2 separate regions of the Homo sapiens genome follow, and region 2 is linked to region 1. A link is a loop called in an ENCODE intact Hi-C map of the cell type or tissue named here. Cell type or tissue: sigmoid colon. All regions are shown on one strand. Links, peaks and the distances in the headings refer to the core of each region. The heading gives the core; the rest is flanking DNA. Region 1 holds the start of RIMKLB (ribosomal modification protein rimK like family member B). Region 2 overlaps RIMKLB (ribosomal modification protein rimK like family member B).

Region 1 (11,543 bases), core at 1,891-9,890:
GGTTTTCTTTCGTTTTTGAGACGGAGTCTCGCTCTGTTGCCCAGGCTGGAGTGCAGTGGCGCGATCTCGGCTCACTGCAAGCTCCGCCTCCCGGATTCATGCCATTCTCCTGCCTCAGCCTCGCAAGTAGCTGGGACTACAGGCGCCCGCCACCACGCCCGGCTAATTTTTTTTTGTATTTTTAGTAGAGTCGGGGTTTCACCGTGTTATCCAGGACGGTGTCGATCTCCTGACCTCGTAATCCGCCCGCCTAGGCCTCCCAAATTGCTGGGATTACAGGTGTGAGCCACCACACCCGGCCTCCACTGACTTTTAAAAAGTTAATGCTATATAGACAGCTGCATATATATAGCTGCAGTGTTCAATCCTATGCAGATTTGGAGAGGGCGCCACACAGGAATTATGGAGAAATCAGCGATTATGAACTTTAGTGCATCAGAATCATCAATGTATAACAAAATGAAGAATCTTCAGCTCTTTCTCTAAGGATTTCAATCTGGTGTGTCTGTGGTGGGGTAAGAATACGTACTTGGCGACCACCTTCAAGTGATTCTGATTCAGATGATCTCATTAAATGCAGGCTTTCTTACTTCATACCAGTATTTCTCAAATTTGAGTATGTACCTGAATCCCCCGAGGGCATGATTGCCAGATAAACACAGGATGATCCGTTTACTGTGAATTTCAGATAAACAATATAATTTTTTTAGTATGTGTCTCAAATACTGTAATATTTGGGCAAATAATCTAAGTAAAATTCAAATGTGCTTCCTCTCTAAGCATCATGAGTACTTTCAAATTAGGAGTTTAAATCTCCCTTGTGGCAGATATTTGTGATGATGATTTTGTCTTTTTAGGACATTTCAAAACATACAACCTCATCAAAGGATTTTCCTCTTCATTACTGTTTCTCCTGTTAACTTTTTCTTAGTATCTCCATCCTCCTTCTGTGGTCACTTCTGAAACAAAAAGCTCCAGAGAAATGTTACAACTTATTTTTCATACTTTTTCCTCTTTTCTTTGTTTCTCCTTTTATTTTCACACTTCTTGCTCCATTTCCTCTCTCTGCCTCTGCTCTCTCGTCTTTCCTTTGTAAGTCCCCAAGTTGCCCTGGACAAAATGAAATTTCTACCAGGGCTCCCCTCCTTCCTTTCTTCCTTTCTGTTTTCTTCTCTTTTTCCTTCCTTTCTGCTTTCTCCCTAAGCCATCCATGTCAAAATTAAAATCTGTAGGAACAAATTAGGGAGTCAGGGTACTGGGGACCAGCCTACATTATTGTGTTCCAGAAGGAGAATCTGTTCTGACAGTCCTTTTGCTAGAGCAAGTTCCAAGTCAGGAAGAAAAAAAAAAAAAAAAAAAAAGCAGGTGACCTGGGAGAGCTTCAAGAAACAATTGCTTTGCCTGGGGATCTGTTGGGAGAGTGATGGATGGCACTGCAGTTAGGACTTGGAGAACTGCAGGAAAAGGAGGGGAGTCATTGCCAGGCAGCATGAGGGGAGGAGGTGTCTAGAAGAAACAGCCATTCAGGAAGAGCTTATGAAAGGGGTGGAGAATGCACTGCCTGTGTATGCTGCAAGACCTTTCTGCAGACATTGTGTCTTTGTGAGCTGACTGCAGAGGCCATGTGCATGTGAAATGTATGAGAATGTATGTGTTGCTTATTTCAGATCATGTATGAACCTGTATGAATTGCTGACTGCAAGAAACGGGAGTGGATTGTTGAAAAGATCTTGCAGCCAGAGTGCTTGTTTGTGGTTGTGTGGTATGTGTGGCTTTTTGCCAAATGCACTGTTCTGATTCCAGCTCTGAAAGTTTAGTGGAAGTCTGGCAGATTAAGCCAAGACACAACAAAGTCAGAATTTAGAAGAAAATATGGGGGCAACATGAGAGGGAAACAGAAGCTGTTACAATAAGAGACAAGAAAAGCGAGATTTAGGGAAAGGGGAATGAGAAAACAGAAGATAAATAATAGAAATTATTTTCTTAGAAAGGAAAATTTTGAAGAAGAGCAGAAAGAAAAACAACACATTCTTTCAGATATAGGCACTGCATACTTTTAGTTCTCCTGGTACTCCAGTGACATAGTTCTTAGTCTCCCCCATTTCTTTCTGGATGGTTTATCTTGAAATAATGTATATTACAGGTATATTTTGGTTATACCAGAGGATTTTTAAACCTTAACAATTATTCAGAAATGAGCATTACTGTTTTTATATAATTAAAAAAACTTGTTGTTGTTAAAGGAGGGCTGTTGAGCATAATGAAAGTTTTGATCCAGGGATTAATTGAACAGGATTAGAGAATTTTGTGTGTGTGATTAAAATAATGTGTGAAGTGCATGACGTATTTCTTTCTTTCTTTTTTTTTTTTCTGAGGTGGAGTCTCGCTCTGTTGCCCAGGCTGAAGTGCAGTGGCACGATCTCGGCTCACTGCAGCCTTGGCCTCCTGGGTTCAAGAGATTCTCCTGTCTCAGCCTCCCAAGTAGCTGGGATTACAGGTGCCCGACACCACACCCGACTAATTTTTTCTATTTTTAGTAGAGACAGGGTTTCGCCATGTTGGCCAGGCTAGTCTCGAACTCCTGACCTCAGCTGATCTGCCTGCCTCAGCCTCCAAAAGTGCTGGGATTACAGGCGTGAGCCGCTGCACCCGGCCATGCATGACATATTTCAAAACAGGGATAATAAAATACACCTTATCTCCACATTCTAAAGATCTATGGTTATTACTTTATTAGCAAAATTTAACAGGGGCTACTTATACCTGGAATAAGATATTTAACTTAGTCATGAGATTTTCTTCTAGATTTGGTAAACACAAGGACAGCATAACTTTTAGACTGAATGTGGGCTGAAAAGAGACGTCCTCGTTGGGAGCAGCCTAGTTTTGCTTTGTTGCCAAAACATTGTAACTATATATTTTGACTTCAAACTGCAACCATTACAATCTCTCTTTCTCAGCATTTTGCTCAATTAATATTTTAAACCAAAATAATTAATAGAAATTATATTTCTAACACTACTTTGCTCTATTCATTAATCTGTCTTGTTTCATTCAGCCATATTTTCCTCCTGTACTTCCTACTCTTTTTTCCATCTGCCTCTCTTTGTTATTTCTTCCTCTCTGTCACGTTTCCCTGGATTTGATTAAAGTCTCCTTCACTTTTTCCTCACCTTTCTCTCTTTTATTGAAATCACTCCTTTTCAGGTTTGTCTTTCTCCCCAGTCCTTTCTCCGGTGTCTTTGTCTCCAGCAGAGAGGGTATGGTGGTGATGCGGAGGTGGGGAATGAGGCCTGGGAGAACGCAGGCTGGGTATAGGTAGGAGAAAATGGGGCTTCAGCTGTTTCTGCAATCAGCCTACAAAAGGCTGACTTAAAACCTGCCTCTGTAAATCCCCCCTCTTCTGCGCCCTCAAAGGGTCTCTCTACTTCCCCACCTTAAATTCCACCTCCCCCATCCCCATTTCTCTAGTGACATCACTCCTTACCAGCTGTGACTGTCAGGGACTCTGACCTACTTTTGCCCACTCTATTAGGCAATAAGCCATGTTTTCTCCACTAAACTCAGGATTTTCTGCTAAACCCTCTTTGTCCCAGCATGTCAGTGGGTCCCTTTTTAAACCTCAAAACATTTTACAGTTTCCTACAATACAGTCATTTTTTCATGCCTGAAGTTCGAGAAAAAGCATAATTGATAAAAAGATTCTATGACTGTAGAAAATCCATTTATGACTTAAATGGAGTTATACTTTATCAAAATAGAATCCATACATATTTGAAGAATCATGTATGTGTTAGTAACAATTTTTTGTTGAATCTTTAGAGGTGATGCTCAGTTAATGGATTCTTGGGTCCTTTGTGGCAAATTATAATGTATGTACCATTATTTTTCACGTTAGTAAATGCTACTGAAGCATGAACCCAAACAGCAGGCATTGATATCTAAGTAAAACTTTACTAAGAAGTGGGGGGAAACTGCAGACAATCCTTTTTATAGTCTTCGGAGGGATTACAAACAGTGTTTGACAAAGCAGTTAAGAGCATGTACTTTGCTACTCGGATTCAAATCTTGGCTCTGCTATTTTGCTAGCTGAGTGACTTCGGACAAGTTACTTAACCTCACTGTGTCTCCGTTTGCTCATCTGTAAAAAGAAGATACTCCAGGCCAGGTGCAGTGGCTCACGCCTGTAATCCCAACACTTTGGAAGGCCAATGCAGGTGGATCATGAGGTCAGGATATCGAGACCATCCCAGCCAACATGGTGAAACCCCCTCTCTCCTAAAAATACAAAAATTAGCTGGGTGTGGTGGTGCATGCCTGTAATCCTAGCTAGTTGGGAGGCTGAGGCAGGAGAATCACTTGAACCCGGGAGGCAGAGGTTGCAGTGAGCCAAGATTGTGCCATTCCACTCCAGCCTGGCGACAGAGCGAGAGTCCGTCTCAAAAAACAAAACAAAACAAAAAAAGAAGATAATCCAAACCCAGTAGGGTTAGAACACTCCATGTTCTAAGATACGATAGGTTTATTATGAGACTGGGGACAGTGATGTAACTATGTGTTTCAAGTATTTCTGTGGTGTGATCCTCATGCCTAAGTCTACCTTTACCATTTATTTATTAAGCAAGTATCTAAGTTGTCTGTCCCAGTTACCCAGAAAAGTTCTGCGAAACAATACGAAAGATGGGAACCTGTATGAGTGCAGTAGCATGATCATGGTTCACTGCAGCCTAGAACTCCTGGGCTCAAGCAATCCTCCTGCCTCAATCTTCCAAGCAGCTGGGACTATAGGCATGTGCCACCACACTTGGCCAAATTTTTTTTTTTTAAAGTTTTTGGTTTTTGTAGGGGTTGGGTGCAGTGGCTCACGACTGTAATCCCAGCACTTTGGGAGGCCAAGGCAGGCAGATCAACTGAGGTCAGGAGTTCAAGACCAGCCTGGGCAACATGGTGAGACCCCCATCTCTACTAAAAATACAAAAATTTGCCAGGTGCAGTGGTGCATGCCTGTAATCCCAGCTACTCCGGAGGATGAGGCACCAGAATTGTTTGAACCCAGGAGGCAAAGGTTGGAGTAGAGATCGAGCCACTGCACTCCCGCCTGGGTGACAGAGTGAGACTGTCTCAAAAAGACAAACAAACAAACAAAAAAGAAAAGAATTAGGAAATAGGACAGGTTAAGAATTTAGATTGAATAGAAATAAACTGATGTTTCTTTGAACATAGGATAACCACATGAACTTAGACTACTGAACAGGGCTCCCCAGTCTAAGTCTTTCATTGTACAAAAAACAGCAAGGCAGATCAGGATAATTATGGTGGTGCCAGGCCATTAGGATGCTTCCAGACTTCATTCATTCATTTAATCTGTAAATGTTCACTAATCATTCAAGGTGTTGCTGGTGACACAGATGTGTGACAGATGCACACAGCCCTTATGTGGTTTGCATATTATCATTTCTCTGGTTGGATTCTATGGATGCATTATCTACAAATTCAGTCATGTTTCCCTGCACCAAGAGAGGGTTTTTTTTTTCCTTTAATACTTGATGCTTCCTCTATTCTTTAAATGAGAACACATCTAATGTGCCTTTCCATATTTTCTTATTTCATTTTTTTCTTCTTTCATTCTTCCCAGGTTGTTATACTTCTAAGATCCTCCCAAAGACAGGGAAATCAGGACTAGGAAATTGCTGCCAACGATTTAATTTCATTGCCTCATTTTCTCTTCAGTCAGAGAGGACTAACAATATTTGCTCAACCTTAGAATGTTGCTTGAGGCTACAATGAGTTTATAAATGTTGAGGGCTTTAAATAAAGAGCATTTTACAAATGGTTATTTTGGTCTCTAAGACACTGTGCTCAAACTTTCATGTGTCTAAAGATCATTTAGTATGCTTATTCCAAATGCAGATAAATTGCTGATTTTAGATGCTTTGAGTTGCTCAAGAAATGCAGGTACACAGGCTCATTCAGGTCAGAGGCAGAGGTCAAGGAATCTGCATTTTAAACAAGCATTCCAGGTAATTTCTATGTGGTAGAGGAAAAAAAAATCTTAACCAGATACAATTAAAGAAGTAGGGGGAAAACCTGTATCATGTTTCTTGCCAAGACTGTGTTTTCTTTCCACCCATTCTTTCTCTTCTGTGATTCAGCCAATGTATGGTCTTTCCTCCCTTTGTGTCTGGCATCTGCATTTTCTTAGCATAGAGAGAAAGCTCAGTTTAATGTGCTGAGATGGAGCAGGGAAAAGGAGGAGGGATGTGGGTGGAGAAAGGCTAGATCAGTGTTTAGCTATTCTACTGCAAAGACTGTTGTCAGGCTGGTTCTAGCCGGCTGGCTCCAGGAGAGGAAACAGTGGGGAGAGCTAGATTTACTGCAGCTGCCGCTACCGTTCCTTATTTGCTAGTCAAGGTTCTAACATTAGACACCAACCACCTTTTCTCCAGCCACGTGAATTTTGCAGTTATAACGTTAGATAATCCACAAAGAACACTATTTTAGGTACTGATGATAACTATCTCAAAGATTAAATTCTTGTTTACAATTCTCTTTACTACTTCGAGGCCTCTAGTTTTGATCAAATCCCCGCTAGTTTCCTTGTCTTCAAACCCAGGGGGAAATGATTTGCAACAGATGATGTGTATAGGGCACTTAAAGGTTTTCGCTTGACCTGCAACAGACAAACAATTTATTGTTATTTCATTTGTAAATTATGTTTTTCTGGCTGATGTAGATATACTGTGTACTCAAGTAGAATCAGAGACGTGGGGTTGACTGGACCTGGGTAACTCTGTTAGGGAAGATTTTGTTTTCATTAAACCCTCAATTTTATAGGCCTTCCCCCAGTACCTTCATATTATCCCATCAAAAACTTTAAAATGCTTTGTACTGCAATTTGTTTTCTTTTTCTTTCTTTCTTTCTTTTTTTTTTTTTGAGAGGGAGTCTCATTCTGTCACCTAGACCGGAGTGCAGTGGCACTATCTCAGCTCACTGCAACACCCGCCTCCCAGGTTCAAGTGATTCTCCTGCCTCAGCCTCCTGAGTAGGTGGGATTACAGGTGCCCACCACCACGCCCAGCTAATTTTTATATTTTTAATAGAGATGGGGTTTCACCATGTTGGACCAGGCTGGTCTTGAACTCCCGACCTTAGGTGATCCGCCCACCTCAGCCTCCCAAAATGCTGGGATTACACATGGGAGACACCACACCGGGCCTGTACTGCAAATTTAGTTGTCATATTCTAATCAGCTAATCTGACTAGCTGAAATGGCTAGATAACATGTGTATTTCAGCACAACCAAATGGATAGTTAATTCTAACATCTCTGTTGTGTAAACTTGGGTCTTTACCCTGGCTGTGTATTAAAATCCCCTGGAGGGCTCTGAAAAAATATTGGTGCCTGGACGCCAATGCTGATTTAATCAGTTTTTGGGAGCTCTCCTGTTGATTCTATTTATTTTTTAAAAATAGAGACAGGGGCCAGGTGAGATGGCTCATGCCTGTAATCCCAGCACTTTGGGAGGCTCAGGTGGGCGGATCACTTGAGGTCAGGAGTTCGAGGCCAGCCTGGCCAACATGGTGAAACCCCAAGTTTCTACTAAAAATACAAAAATTAGCTGGGCGCCTGTAATTCCAGCTAATCAGGAGGCTGAGGCAGGAGAATCACTTGAACCTGGGAGGTGGAGGTTGCAGTGAGCCAAGATCTCACCACTGCACTCCAGCCAGGGCAACAGAGCCAGACTCCGTCTCAAAAAACAAAACAAAAAACAATAAAAATAGAGACAGGCTCTCCCTGTGTTGCCCAGGCTGGTCTTGGACTCGTGTATTCAAGCGATCCTGTTGTCTCAGCCTCCCAAACTGCTGGGATTACAGGTGTGAGCCATCACACTCAACATCCTGTTGAATTTTTTTTCTTTTTTTTTTTTTTTTTGAGATGGAGTACCCATCTGTTGCTCAGGATGGAGTGCACTGGCCCAATGTTGGCTTGCTGCAACCTCCACCCCCAGGTTCAAAAATTCTCCTGCTTCAGCCTCCCCAGTAGCTGGGATTACAGGCAACTGCCACCACGCCCGGCTAATTTTTGTATTTTTAGTAGAGGCAGAGTTTCACCATGTGGGCCAGGCTGGTCTCGAACTCCTGACCTCAGGTGATCCACCTGCCTTGGCCTCCCAAAGTGCTGGGATTACAGGCATGAGCCACCCTGCCCGGTCCCTCCTGTTGATTCTCATGTGTCTAGGAATAAGAGCAAAAATCTGGAAGTGTTTTGGTGCAGGCAAAGGATGAACCCTAACTTCATCTCAAAGACATTACTTACCTATAGAGTTGGTCTTACACTCATAGGGATATGCAATAAATATAACTATTTGTATGATTATCACACATATCTAAACATTGTATAATTTCTCTTTGATTACTATTTGACTGTTTTGGTATCAGTTAGTCTTGAATAATAATAGCTAACATTCACTGAGACTTACTATGTTATGCATTACATTTGAGTTACCTCATTCATCCTTCTATCTTAATAAAGTGGTGCTAATATGATCTTCATTTTGCTGATGAGAAAACTGAGGTTTATGGAAGTTAAGCAACAATCTCATGCTGCTAGTAAATACAGCTAGGATTTCAAATCAGATTGATCTGACTCCAGACATGCTAGGTTACTTATAGTATGTCTTCCCAGGGGATTCAATTGCCGCACCGCCCCGCCCCCCCGCCCCGCCCCGCCCGGCCCCGACACCTCCGAACTTCCTGAAAAATATTAATTCACTGGTTAAAAATGTGTGGTGCATGATTATGTCAAGAAAAACTACTTAAAATATTTTTGAGCAGGTGTTGCTACCCAAAGGAGATGTGAGTCCACAGCCGCCTAAACATATCAACCATGAATTCTCAAAGATTATGACTGAATGTATGTACAGCCTTTCTGAACCTTGGGTTTCCAATATGGAAATGGTGTAAATAATTTTTGCCCCCTTATTACTTCATATAAAAAGTATGATGTATGAATTTGATCATTACTCACATAAACATTATCTTAACAATATCATGATAATGGTAATGTGTTTAAGCCTTATCATTGGCTTTTTTTAAATACCCTCCTGAGCTTTGTTTTACTCCCTATTAGCTTAAGTCAAAAGCAACGTTGTTACATACATGAGAATATCTTAGAATGTGTATGGCACATAGAAGCAATAAATTGAATAGCAACTTTTTTTTTTTTTTTTTTTGAGACAGAGTTTTGCTCTTGTTGCCCAGGCTGGAGTGCAATGGCACCATCTCGGCCTGAAACCTCCACCTCCCAGGTTCAAGCGATTCTCCTGCCTCAGCCTCCTGAGTAGCTGGGATTACAGGCGTGCGCTATCACGCCTGGCTAATTTTGTATTTTTAGTAGAGACAAGGTTTCTCTATGCTGGTCAGGCTGGTCCAAAACTCCCGACCTCAGGTGATTCGCCTGCCTCAGCCTCCCAAAGTGCTGGGATTACAGGCGTGAGCCACCGCGCCCTGCCCTGAATAACAACTTTTAAGGGCAAGTGGCAAGTGAGTTAATAGTCATACTTCCTATCCTCAGTTTCACCAGTACAACCCACTTTTTCTGGGGATGCAGTTACCACGAATTGGATTCCTTAAGAGTGGGACTGAAGGAATAGGTTAATTAAATATTATTATTGATCCTCTGTACATTTTTTTCCCTGTGTCAATTTCACTGTGTTTATTTTGTCAGATTTTCAGTGTTAGTATCTCTGTGCTCAAGCTTCCCTTGATCACAAAATGCTTCTCTTGGTCTTGGAGTTGAATATACTTTATGTCCCAGGGGGCTGAATATCAGAGTGGAAGTAAATAGCAACAATTTAGTTCTGTAGACCTTATCCCCTTTGTTCTCAAGATAGTGTATCTATCTTATAGGGCGTTTGTTCCTCTAAATTTTGTAAACCAACTAGACGCCTATCCTAGGTTACTCTCACTGACCTAACATTATAATAGCACTAAACACTTTGAACAGCACTTGATCTGTGTCAGCTGTTAAATATTATATACTTATTAACTCATTTACTCCTTATGACAACTCCATGAAGTAGGTGACTATTTTTATCCTCACTTTTACAGCTCAGCAGATAAAGATACAGAGAGGTTAAGTTACTGCAGAGGTTCACATAGGGAGTGGAACCATAAATCCAATCCGGGCAGTCTGGATCCAGAAGTTACCACCCTGGGTTATGCTACATCTTTTAAAGGACTCTCGAGACGCTGAAGGAAATTAGTCAAAAAATTTTTTAAAAGCAGAAAATGAAATTATATTGTCAATTGACTGGGAGAGGAGCAGTGAAAAGTTGTTGGCTGAGGTCACTGAGACAGGGCTGAGACCAGCAAGAAGGCAAACTGGTGAGCACATTACCGTACCTCACACCTGGTGTCTCTGGTGACTGAAGTTATTTGGAAGTGAATCTTCCATGTAAACCTGGGAGGTCGTCTGTAGCCCTTTTTTTTTCTCCTTAAGAAAATGTAATAGCGTAGTTGAACATTCATATTCTTAGCCTCCTTTGGGCTATACTTTTATTTTTTATACATAGTTTTAGAATTTACAAAATGCTCTTAAAATATCTCATTTCATTCTCACAACGACTCCGGACTGTACTCTTTTATCTTTTCACAACAAAGGCTCAGAGGAAGCGTAGCAACTAACTTGTCCAAGGTTTACGCCGGTTTCTAGGGGGCAGAGCTGGCGCTATCCACCCCGCCTGTATCTCCAAACCCGCTTCAGCCAGGAAATTTATCATGTGGTTTTAAATTTGCCTCTCAATATACAGAGGTACTGTCTTTACTCCAGTCCCGGATAAAGACCTTCTAGGTATGAATGATCTTTGTCTCCATATCTTTGCCTACCGGAGGGAGGAACCACCGTAAGCGGAGACTCCGGGCGGCGGCCGGCGGAAGGGCTGGGCGGGAGGCGTCGGGATGCCGGCAGGACCCTGCGCCCGAGGGGGTAGGGGGCTCGTGTCGGGGTTCCAGGCGCAGATTGATGGGGCCTAAGCAGGGAATGTGAGGGCGGGGAGGGCGTACAACGGAAGGGACTAATCTCGCGGTTTCGAGTTGGGAGCAAACCTCGCCCCCCACCCCCCCCATCCGTTTCCCTTTCTCAGTGAAGACGGTTTGGGGGCGGGTGGGGAGGCGCGTCCTCGGAGCGCCCTCGCGCTCCCTTTTCGCTCCCCGCGCGCGATCCATCGCCTCTCTTCCCCCGAGGCCAGCGATGGCTCGGGTGCGGGCGAGGAGCTGGGAGGGCGGCTCTCGACGCAGGTGTCAGATCCGCTCGGCAGTGCTCGGCGCGCTGGCCCGGCCCCCAGCTCCTCCGGCCGCCGCCCCCCGCCCGCCGCGCCGCGGCGCCAGGAGGGCGGGGCCGGGGCGCGCGCCGCTCCTCAGCAAGCGGGCGGGCGGCGTTCGGTCTGAGGGAGCGGGGCGGTCTCCGCCGGCGTCGCGCGCGCTGTGTGTGAGCGGGGTCGCGCGCGCGCGCGGCAGGCGAGTGAGGGAACGAGGAGCGGCCG
Region 2 (12,329 bases), core at 2,008-10,007, 50 kb after region 1:
CAGGTGTGAGCCACTGCCCTGGCCTAATTTTAGACTTTTTATTGTCTGTATTAATCTCTTCAGTGCAGCAAGTTAACCAATTTTGTTACAACTGAAAGATTTCTTCCTCACATGGTAGTGTTTTCCAGTTTTGGAGTGGAAAACCATTGTTAGTTCTATTTTAGTTTTAAGGATGGGCCTAATTTTAGAAAGCTACAAGTTTGGTGTCTGCTTGAAAATTATTTTCTTTTTATAAGGTGCTATTTAGGGAGGCTGGGTAATTTCTTTCTCCAAGCAGTTAAAATGAAAAGTCTACTAGCTTTGTCTTTCTTTTAAGAACTTTTTATTTTGAAATAGTTGGAAATTTATAGAGATGTTGCAAAAATAATACAAATAGCTCGTATATACTGTTTATTCAGTTTTCACCCATTGTTAATATTTGGCCACATTTGCTTTGCCACTCCGTGTAGTTTGTTTGTTTGTTTTCTGAGCTATTTAGATCAAGGTGCCCCAAATTCTTAAGCATGTATTTCCTTTTTTTTTTTTTTTTTTTGACGGGTCTTGCTCTGTCTCCCAGGCTGGAGTGCAGTGGTGTGATCACAGCTCACTGCAACGTTGACCTCCCTGGGTAGGAGTATAGGTGTGTGTCATGACACCCAACTAATTTTTGTTTGTTTTTTGTGGAGATGAGGTATTTCATTATGTTATCCAGGCTGGTCTTGAACTCCTGGGCTCAAGCAATCCCAACTGCCTCAGCCTCCCAAAGTGCTGAGATTATAGATGTGAGCCACCTCACCCAGCCAGTTTCAGGAATTTTAATACTGCTATTAATTACTTTCTTTTTTGAGACGGAGTTTCGCTCTTCTTGCCCAGGCTGGAATGCAATGGCACGATCTCTGCTCACTGCAGCTTCTGCCTCCCGCGTTCAGGCAGTTCTCCTGCCTCAGCCTCTCAAGTAGCTGGGATTACAGGCATGTGCCACCACGCCCAGCTAATTTTTTGTATTTTTAGTAGAGACGGGGTTTCACCATGTTGGCCAGGCTGGTCTTGAACTCCTAACCTCAGGTGATCCTCCCGCCTTGGCCTCCCAAAGTGCTGGTATTACAGACGTGAGCCATCGTGCCCAGCCTTATTAATTACTATTAACTAATATATAGTTCATACTCAAAAATAGCTATATCATTTTAGCATTTTTTTCTCCTTTATCCAGGATTTCAAGATCACACATTGTATTTGTCATGTGTCTTTAGTTTCCTTTAATCATGACTTTTTTTTTTTTTTTGCCTGTGTCTTTTTTGACATTTTTGTAGAGTACAAGTGAGCTTTTCTGCAGAATGTCCCTCAGTTTGGATTTGTCTGATATATACTAAGGATTAGAGTTAGGTTATGCATTTTTGGTAAGAATATCACATAAGTGAAATGCTGTACTTCATAATTCTTTAGATCAGGAGGCATATACCCATTTTTCTCAACATTTGATTACTTGGTTAAGGTCTTCCAAGTTTCCTTACTATATAGATATAGTGTTTTTCTTTATTAATAATATGTGGGGAGATTGAGACTGTAAATATCCTATTTTTATATCAGACTTTGAATAGTTTTAGCCTCCATTGATGAATCTTGCCTCAATCAATTATGATGTTGTTACAAAATGGATTTTCCCCCCCTCATCTCTATTATTCATTCTGTATTTATTAGTTGGTATTGTACTGTAAGGAAGGATTTTCTCTCTCTCTCTTTTTTATTTTGGAGATGAGTTTCACTCTTGTTGCCCAGGCTGCAGTGCAATGGCGTGATCTTGGCTCACCATAAGCTCTGCCTCACAGCTTCAAGCGATTCTCTTCCCTCAGCCTTCCAAGTAGCTGGGATTACAGGCATGCGCCACCACGCCCGGCTAATTTTGTATTTTTAGTAGAGACGGAGTTTCTCCATGTTGGTCAGACTGGTCTCGAACTCATGACCTCAGGTGATCCGCCTGCCTCGGCCTCCCAAAGTGCTAGGATTACAGGTGTGAGCCACTGCGCCTGGCCCATGAATTTTCTCTATTATCTTCTGGATTTATGGTCTCATTCAAAAAATTATAATCCATTACTGTCACTATTCATTTTGCTTAAATTGTCAGGGTTAGGGACAGTGGGAGCCTCGACCTACCTGGCCTCAGGTGATCCCAAGCCGAGCCTCTTGAGTAGCTGGAACTACAGGCATGTACCACTGTGCCCAGCTAAGTTTTGTATTTTTTTGTAGAGACAGAGTTTTGCTATGTTGCCTAGCCTACCTTGGAACTCCTGAGGTTCAAGCAGTCTGCCTGCCTCAACTTCCTGGAGTTCTGGGATTACAGGGATGAACCACCACACCGTGCAATTAATGGTTTTTGAATATACATCCTAAGTGTTTCTGCTGGAGAACGCAAAGCTTAAAATAGCATTCTTCATAAAAAGTTGATGTAGTAATAACGAGCTGTTTCTTAGAACTCATTTTGAAAATGCAGTAACCAAGGCCTGAAGTAATGACCTATGTGAAGTCCATTAAAATGTCTTCTTTCCTGGACAGTATTTGTATGGTCATCCGTGATGTTTTCTTCTTGACTATTCATTATTTCATAAGACTTTTAAATCTTTTTGTCTGATTACACACACACAACACGATTGCAAAAATGTATTTAGTCTAAATAAGAAAAGGAGAGTAGAGAGAAAAGTTGTAGTTTTCTTATTGAGAATTACAGTGTTCATGGGGAATGGGTGGGAGGAGTGATACCCCCCGTCCCCCAGCCAAGCTAATTGGTGAGGGAAGCTCCAAGAAATTTCATTTATATAGATGGAAGATGTTACAAAAAGTGACTGGCATGTTACTTCTCAACTGGATAGTTTCTGAGTTAGTAGTTTTGTTGGAATAGTCCATTCCATCAGAACATTTAAGAGATCTTGGTAGTTTGTGTGTGGTAAGACAGACAAGGACAGTTCCTTCTCTGTGAATTAGAGATCTACCATACAGCTTTGTCACATTTGAGGTTAACACTTAGGATTCTAGTATTGCTGGTGAGCTAGAAAAATGCCTTTTCATTCCACCATTCTGAAAGTCTTGCTTCTAGAAAAGACTTTTTTAAATTGATGATCTTAGTTTGGGCTGCTATAACAAATTACCATAGACTGGATAGCTTAAACAACAGAAATTGTTTCTGTTGTTCTGAAGAACAGTGTTCTGGAGGCTGGTAAGTTCGATATCAAGGTACTGGCAGATTTGTTTCTGATGAGGGCCCACTTCCTGGTTTGCAGATGGCCGTCTTGCTGTGTCCTTACATGGAGAAGAGAGAGAGCACGTGCACAAGAAAGCATGTGTACAAGCTCTCATCTCTTCCTTTCTTTTTAAAAATTATTTTTCTTAGAGAGATGAGTTCTCACTATGTTGCCCAGGCTGGTGTTGAACTCCTGGACTCAAGTGATCATCCCACCTTGGCCTCCCAAAGTGCTGGGATTACAGGTGTGTACCACCATGCAGGGCCATCTCTTTTCTTTTTTTGAGACAGGGCCTGTCACCCACGCTGGTGCGCAATGATGCAATCACAGCTCAGCTTGAACCTCATAGGTGCAAGCTATCCTACTGCTTCAGCCTCCTGAGTAGCTGGGGCTATAGGCATATGCCATCATGCTGGACTGATTTTTAAAAATTTTTTTGTAGAGACGAGGTCACACCATGTTGCTCAGGATGATCTTGAACTCCTTGGGCTCAAGCGACCCTCCTGCCTCGGCCTTCCAAAGTGGAGTTAACAGGTGTGAGCCACCACACTTGGCTTCTTGTCTCTTCTTATAAAGGCACTAATCCCATTGATGAGAGCTCTACCTCCTTGTGTCATCACATTGAGGGTTAGGATTTCAACACTTAACATTTTGGGGGACACAAACATTGAAATGATGACTGATGTATTTATATTTTCTCTTTTTTTCCCAGACAGGGTCTCGCTCTGTCACCCAGGCTGGGGGTGTGGTGGCATAATCTCAGCTCACAGCAACCTCCGCCTCTTGGGTTCAAGCAGTTCTGCCTTAGCCTCCCCAGTAGCTGGGATTACAGACGCTCACCACTGCGTTTGGCTAATTTTTATATTTTTAGTAGAGGCAGGGTTTCACCATGTTGGCCAGGCTGGTCTCAGACTCCTCACCTCAAGTGGTCTGCCTGCCTCGTCCTCCCAAAGTGCTGGGATTATAAGTGTAAGCTACCACACCCAGCCATATTTGTATTTTCTAGTTTCTGAATTCTTTGATACGGTAAATAATAATACCAACATGGTGAATAACAACACATTCTATTTTGTGTCCCCTCTTTTAGAATACTTTTTTCCCCGATGGTCATTATAGACTTATTTTTTACAGTGTTTTTTATTTCAGTAGTTTTTGGAGAACAGGTGGTGTTTGGTTACATGGGTAAGTTCTTTAGTGGTGGTTTCTCAGATGGGTGCACCCATCATCCAAGCAGTGTACACTGTACCCAGTGTGTAGTCTTTTATCCCTCACCCCCTCCCACTCTTCTCCCTGAGTCCCCAAAGTCCATTATATCATTCTTATGCCTTTGCGTCCTCATAGCGTAGCTCTCACTCGTAAGTGAGAACATACGATGTTTGACTTTTCTTTCCTGAATTACTTCACTTAAAATAATGGTCTCCAACTCCAGGAAGATGCTTTATTCTTTATTAATATTTTAAAGAGCATATGTCTACTTTTGCTGTTTTCTCTACAATTGACATGCACTTAGAGAATTCTCATGGTTGTTTGACCTAACAGTGATAACTGAGCTACTCTTAAAAATAGGAGAACCCGACTGGATGTGTTAGCTCATGCCCATAATCCCAGCACTTTGAGAGGCTGAGGTGGGCAGATCACTTGAGGTCAGGAGTTCAAGACCAGCCTGGCCAACATGGTGAAACCCCATCCCCTCTAAAAAATACAAAAATTAGCCAGGCGGGGTGGCTCACGCCTGTAATCCCAGCATTTTGGGAGACTGAGGCGGGCAAATCATGAGGTCAGGAGTTCGAGACCAGCCTGGCCGATATGGTGAAACCCCAGCTCTACTAAAAATACAAAAATTAGCTGGGTGTGGTAGTGTGTGCTGTAGTCCCAGCTACTTGGGAGGCTGGAGCAGAAGAATTGCTTGAACCCGGGAGACGGAGGTTGCAGTGAGCCGAGACTGAGCCACTGCACTCCAGCCTGGGCGACAGAGGGAGACTCTGTCAAAAAAGATTTTTTAAATAAAAAAATTAGCTAGGTGTGGTGGTGTGTGTCTATGGTCTTGGCAACTTGGGAGGCTGAGGCAGGAGATTCACTTGAGCCTGGGAGGCAGAGGTTGCAGTGAGCCGAGATCGCACCACTGCACTCCAGCCTGGGCGACAGAGCAAGACTCCACCTTAAAAAAAAAAAGGAGAATCAGTTCTTCAATTTGAAGTATAACTTGATGGAAGGAAAAAATAAATCAATAAAATAGAAGAACCAGGAGGGAGCGGCGCAAGGGTTATAAAACTAACTGTTGGGGCTGGGTGCGGTGGCTCATGCCTGTAATCCCAGCACTTTGGGTGGTGAGGCGGGTGGATCACGGGGTCAGGAGATCGAGACCAGCCTGGCTAACATGGTGAAAACCCCATCTCTACTAAAAATCCAAAAAATTAGCCTGGCGTGATGGCGGGTGCCTGTAGTCCCAGCTACTCGGGAGGCTGAGGCAGGAGAATGGTGTGAACCCAGGAGGCAGAGCTTGCAGTGAGCCGAGATGGCGCCACTGCACTTCAGCCTGGGCGACAGAGCAAGACCAAAACTAACTATTGGGTACTGTGCTCACTCCCTGGGTGACAGGATCAGTTATACCCCAGACCTCAGCATCATGCAAATATACTCATGTAACAAACCTGCATGTGTACCCCCGAATCTAAAATAAAAGTTTAAATTATTAAAAAAGGAGAGCTTTTTTTTTTGTTTTTTTTGAGAGAGTCTTGCTCTTGTGCAATCTTGGCTCACTGCAACTTCCGCCTCCCAGGTTCAAGCAATTCTCGTGCCTCAGCTTCCCAAGTAGCTGGGATTACAGGCATGCGCCACCATGCCCACCTAATTTTGTATTTATAGTAGAGATGGGGTTTCACCATGTTGGCCAGGCTAGTCTCAAGCTCCTGACCTCATGATCCGCCCGCCTCAGCCTCCCAAAGTGTTGGGATTACAGGCACGAGCCACCATGCCCGGCTGGAGAGCCTTTTAATAACATTTGTTACACATTTAACATAAAAATCATTAATCATCAATAGTTTTAGCCTAAAAAGTAGAAGGGAAAGCATGTGGATTTTAATGCTTTTCATTTGACTATTCTGTGGTTTCTACTGCCATCCTAAAGAATGACACTGTCCCTTTCTACGCTACCTAGAGAGGGAGGGGTCCATGTGGCCTTCTCATTGTAACTTACAGGGAAGTTTTCATGGTGTCTGGAACCTTTATGTCCTACAAAGAGCACATGGAGGAGGAGGATGTCCTCAAGTTCCTTGCAGCAGGAACCCACTTAGGGGGCACCACCCTTCACTTTCAGATGGAATATGTATCTATAAAAGAAAAAGTGATGGCATCTGCATCATCAATTTGAAGAGGACCTGGGAGAAGCTTCTACTGGCAGCTCCTTCTGTTGTTGCCATTGAAAACTGTATTGATGTCAGTGATATATCCTCTAGGAATGCTGGCTGGCAGCCTGTGCTGAAGTTTGCTACCACCACTGGAGCCACTCCTGTTGCTGGTTGCTTGACTCTTGGAACCTTCACTAACCAAGTCCAGGCAGCTTTCCAGGAGCTGTGCCTTCTGATGGTTATTGATCCCAAGGCTGACCACCAACCTTTCACAGAGACATCTTAGTTAACCTGCCGACCATTACTCTGTGTAACAGATTCTCTGCACTGTGTGGACATTGGCATCCCATGCAGCAACAAGGGAGCTCTCTCAGGGGGTCCAATGTGGTAGATGTTGGCCCTGGGAAGTTCTGCAAACGCATGGCACCACCTCCTGTGAACACCCATGGTAGATTATGTCTGGTCTCTACTTCTGCAGAGATTCTGAAGAGATTGAAAAAGAAGAGCAGTCTGGGCACGGTGGCTCAGGCCTGGAATCCCAGTACTTTGGGAGGCCGAGGCGGGCGGATCACCTAAACTCAGGAGTTGGAGACCAGCCTGGCCAACATAGGGAAACCCTGTCTCTACTAAAAATACAAAAATTATCCGGGTGTGGTGATGCTCGCCTGTAATCCCAGCTACTTGGGAGGCTGAGGCAAGAGAATTGTTTGCACCTGGAAGGCAGAGGTTACAGTGAGCTGAGATTGCGCCACTGCACTCCAGCCTGGGTGACAGAGCCAAGAGTCTGTCTCAAAAAAAAAAAAAAAAAAAAAAATTCCGGAAGTCCTAAAAAATAATCTGGAATGCTCAAGGATGGAATGAAAGTAAATATCAGTAAGGAAGGAGGCTGCCATTTGTCTGTTCCTTGATTCCTGAGAAGAAAACCACTGGTACTTACTATTATTAAGAGTATAGCCAAACTGTCCACTAGTACTTACTATTATTAAGAGTATAGCCAAACTCTGCTTTCAAAAAAACAGAAGTTTATGGTAGGTCATATGAGGAGTTCCCCCACTTAATTATGGGGAGGGAGAGATTGTTACCATTCAGATCAGAGCATAATCAGCCCTTAACACTGTCACTCTGCTTTGACAACAGCAGCAACCTTTTAATACACACAATACCTTTTATATCCTAATCAACAGGAACAAAGATTGCTTCCCCACCCCATTGCTGTTCGAGGGTTAACTTATTAACCTTATTGTTACGTTAGCACTTTATTATACACTGATCCGAAACTTATATCTAAAATATTTGTACCAAAATCTTAATTTCAGTATTAAGTCAACAAGCTAGATGAAAAATTTTATAAGTTGGGGTTTAAGATGTTTATTAAAAAGACAATATGTGTTAGAGGAAATGGGGTTGAAAACAAAGCACATTCAGTTGGAATACATGTTTTTACAATGAGAGTGGAATCGTGGGTAAAGTTCTTTGAACAATTATGTGCATCTGTTTACTAAATAACATGGGTCTAAGGGAAGAAACCATTCCTTTTATATCCATTTATAAGCTCTACGTCAAAGGCATGAGTGATATTTGGTGAGTGCTCAAGAGATCAGTAGCTCATAAGGCAGAGTCCTAAGAGATGCCACTTTGCCTTTTTGGCTCACATTCATCTTTCCAGCCTTGGATCACTTCTGTTTTCCTAGAATAACATCAGGTATTTGTTACAGGAGGCATTGAATTTCTTTCCATCCTCACTAATACCCCCATAGTACACTGTGCAGATCCAACTATACTTTGGGTAGAGCACTCCCATTTTCCGGTGGCAACAGATAGGCTGTTTATACTGGAGAGTGGAACAGTTTTTTGCTTTCTTTATCCCATTTTTAAAAAGGAGCAAAAGCTGTTTCCAGGTTAGCATAATGACAAGGTAATAATGGTTGAATTTTTTCTTGACAATTTACATTGTCTTTCTTCCTGATGACTCAAGCTTTTCTCAAAATTTAATCTTCTTGTTTTGTTTCTTTCATTTAATGGTTTTGATTGTTCTCTCCTGATTTTCTTATTTTTTATAATACTATTTAATAATTATAGATTTTGCTAGTTTTTTAAACTTTATTTATTTATTTTGAGATGGAGTCTCGCTCTGTTGCTTAGGCTGGAGTGGAGTGGCACAGTCTCTGCTCACTTCAACCTCTGCCTCCTAGGTTCAAGTGTACCTCCTGCCTCAGCCTCCCAAGTAGCTAGGATTACAGGTGTGTGCCACCATGTCTAATTTTTGCATTTTTTAAAATTCTTTCTTTTTTTATTATTGTACTTTAAGTTCTAGGGTACATGTGTACAACGTGCAGGTTTGTTACATAGGTATACGTGTGCCATGTTGGTTTGCTGCACCCATCAACTGGTCATTTACATTAGGTGTTTCTCCTAATGCTATCCCTCCCCCAGCCCCTCACCTGCCAACGGGCCCGGTGTGTGATGTTCCCCACCCTGTGTCTGTGTGTTCTCATTGTTCAACTCCCACCTGTGAGTGAGAACATGCAGTGTTTGGTTTTCTGTCCTTGTGAAATTTTTGTGTTTTTAGTAGAGACGGGTTTTGCCATGTTGGCCAACTGGTCTTGAACTCCTGACCTCAAGTGATTTGCCCACCTCAGCTTCCTAAAGTACTGGGATTACAGGCGTGAGCCACTGTGGCTGGCCTTGCTGGTTTGTTTTTTTAACTGATTTTTTTCCTTTAAGTTTTACTTTCTTCTCCTGGCTCTTATTGAGGTCCTAGGTGTCCCTTTTTTACTTTCATATTTTCAACTTATATATTCCTATTTCTTTAGCTGTTCTCAGGCTGATTCCCGTAAATTTTTTTTTTGAGATGGTGTTTCACTCTTGTTGCCCAGGCTGGAATGCAATGGCAGGATCTTGGCTCACCGCAACCTCCGCCTCCCTGGTTCAAGCAGTTCTTCTACCTCAGCTTCCCAAGTAGCTGGGATTTTATGCATGAGCCACCATGCCTGGCTAATTTTGTATTTTTAGTAAAGATGGGGTTTCTCCATGTTGGTCAGGCTGGTCTTGAACTCCTGACCTCAGGTAATCCACCCTCCTCAGCCTCCCAAAGTGCTAGGATTACAGGCGTGAGCCACTGCACCCAGCCTTTTTTTTTTTTTTTTTTAAACACAGAAGTTCACTCTGTCGCCGAGGCTGGAGTGCAGTGGCTGGATCTCAGCTCAGTGCAACCTCTGCCTCGTAGGTACAAGTGATTCTCCTGCCTCCGCCTCTCAAGTAGCTGGGATTACAGGCGCCTGCCACCATGCCTGGCTAATTGTTCTATTTTTAGTACAGACAGGGTTTCACCATGTTGGCCAGACTGGTTTTGAACTCCTGACCTCAGGTGATCCACCCACCTCGGCTTCCTAAAGTGCTGGGATTACAGGCGTGAGCCACTGAGCCTGACCCCATAAATTAATATTTAAACATAAATACACAGTTTTCACTCCACCAGTATGACTGTATACATATATGTATAGTTCCAGTCTACATTTCAAGTACAGTAATTCTACTTTAAAATCCTTATGTCATTACCAACGTCTTTCCTATCTAGATCCAAATCCAACATCTTCTGCCCCAAACCAGCTTCCCTTCTTAACATTCCCATTCTCTATATCCTTATCTCAAAATTTTTCATCCTCAAACTGGCGCCGAGGTTTTTTTCAATTTTTAGAATGCTCTTTAGATTTGCTTATCTAGGCAAGTCACTGCTAACGCCTAAGAAATGATATCAAGGGCCGGGAGCTCATGCCTGTAATCCCAGCACTTTGGGAGGCTGAGGTGTGCAGATCACCTGAGGTCAGGAGTTTGAGACCAGCCTGGCCAACATGGTGAAACCCCATCTCTAAAAAATACAAACAAGTAGCCGGGCGCGGTGGTGCATGCCTGTGGTCCCAGCTACTTAGGAGGCTGAGGCAGGAGAATTGCTTGAACCCAGGAGGCAGAGGTTGCAGTGAGCCAAGATAGTGCCACTGCACTCCAGCCTGGGCGACAGAGTTGAGACTCTGTCTCAAAAAAAAAAAAAAAAAAGAAAAAGATATCAAGATGCTCGTAACAAATGATTGTGAGGAGAATGGTGTTAGCCACAGGCAAACCTCACATCTGCTGATGACCACATACCTACCCATGGGTGCTCCTGGAGAATAATTTCTACTTTTTTCACCTTCAAAAAACTTTTTTTTTCCCTTTTAGGGTCAGGGTCTTTGTCCTCCAGGTTGATCATAGGTCACTGCAGTCTTAAACTCCTGGGCTCAAATTATCCTCCTACCTCAGCCTTCTGAGTAACTAGGGCTACAGACACACACAACCACACCTGGCTAATTTTTTAAGTTTTTTTGTAGAGACGTGGATCTCATGTTGCCTAGGCTAGTTTCGAATTCCTAATCTCAAGCAATCCTTTTCCCTCTGCTTCCCAAAGTGCTGGGATTACAGAGTAAGCCACCAGGCCTGGCCAAAATTTTGTATAATTGTCATCTTGGTGGTGGATTCTCAAGATGGAATGAGGAGTATATGGAAAATGCTTCTGGTCCCTACTATACGTACAGGGGAAGAATTGAAAGATGGGATGGCATGGACTATCAGCAGGCAATATCCAGCACAGACTCTCAGTTCTCCTAATCAGAACAGATATAAATTCTTTAGTTCAGAACATACGGCTTTGCATATTTGACACTTTACCTGACCAACCATATCTTTTACTGTACATCAATACCATCAATACAAATCGCAGAGAGACACGCATATTGTTAACATTTTTGCCCCGTGATTTATGCTCTGCCTTACATTTGAATTGTCCTTTCTCTCTTTTTTTTAAACACACACACCCCCGGCTCATGGTTTATGCCTTAATTTTGCCATTAGTTCTACCTCCCTGATTTTTCTTCCATCAGAACTATTACCATGTTTAAAAGTTAATACCATAAAAATTAATATACTGTCTGTCTCCCACTAGAAAGCTTCTTGAGAGCAAGGACCTTATTTTATTTATTAATCTATTTTGACCATATAGAAAAGAATCTGACACATAGTACTTAATATTTACTGGATGAATATCAATTATTAGTAAGGAATTGATCATATGGTGTATCTATAAAATGTAATTCCATTCAGCCCACCTAAAGTAATGAAATAAAGCTATATATACTCTGATACAGAAAGATGTCTCTGGTACAATTTTTTTTTTTTTTGAGACAGAGTCTCACTCTATTGTCCAGGCTGGAGTGCAGTGGCACAATCTCAGTTTACTGCAACCTCCGCCTCCCGAGTTGAAGCGATTCTCCAGCCTTAGCCTCCCGAGTAGCTGAGATTACAGGCATGCACCACCACACCTGGCTAATTTTTGTATTTTTAGTAGAGATGGGGTTTCACCATGTTGGCCAGGCTGGTCTCAAACTCCCAACCTCAGGTGATTCACCCGCCTCTGCCTCCCAAAGTGCTGGGATTACAGGTGTGAGCCACCACCCAGCCAATAACTTTAAGTGATTATATATCTATATATGTTTCTGTATACTTAGATGACAGTAGGGAAAATACATACTAATAACCTTAAGTACCTAGAATGTTGTATGGAAGGTGAATATGTTCTGTATTTTTGTGTTTGAATGTTTTAAACAACTATAGTAGTCTTCCCTAGCCACAGTTTTGCTTCCCATGGTTTTGCATTCTGCAGTTTTCAGTTACCCATGGTACAGTACAATAAGATTTTGAGAGAAAAGGACATTTACATAACTCTTATTACAGTAATTGT

What was found. A loop is a pair of places that touch in the nucleus more often than their neighbours do. Peaks named below come from ENCODE experiments on the same cell type or tissue, not always from the same donor. Only the 100,000 strongest peaks of a DNase experiment are listed, where the experiment ranks them.
Region 2: a loop joins it to region 1, with 2.0 times the contacts of the local background. A loop is called at or near these places in 7 of 110 quality-filtered maps.

What each region holds. Positions count from the first base shown.
Region 1 is chr12:8,686,481-8,698,023 of GRCh38, forward strand. RIMKLB (ribosomal modification protein rimK like family member B) reads left to right here and starts at 11,511. Exons shown (of 6, transcript NM_001297776.2): 1 at 11,511-11,543. RefSeq lists a silencer at 11,316-11,415 and an enhancer at 11,340-11,543. In sigmoid colon, for the core only: no CTCF peak of the experiment used is centred there; a DNase peak (open chromatin) is centred at 6,361; H3K27ac peaks cover 283 bases.
Region 2 is chr12:8,736,005-8,748,333 of GRCh38, forward strand. The region is part of intron 2 of RIMKLB (ribosomal modification protein rimK like family member B); the gene reads left to right. It also overlaps the pseudogene RPSAP51. Among named protein-coding and RNA genes, the nearest start is that of RIMKLB, 44 kb to the left of the region's middle. In sigmoid colon, for the core only: no CTCF peak of the experiment used is centred there; no DNase peak of the experiment used is centred there.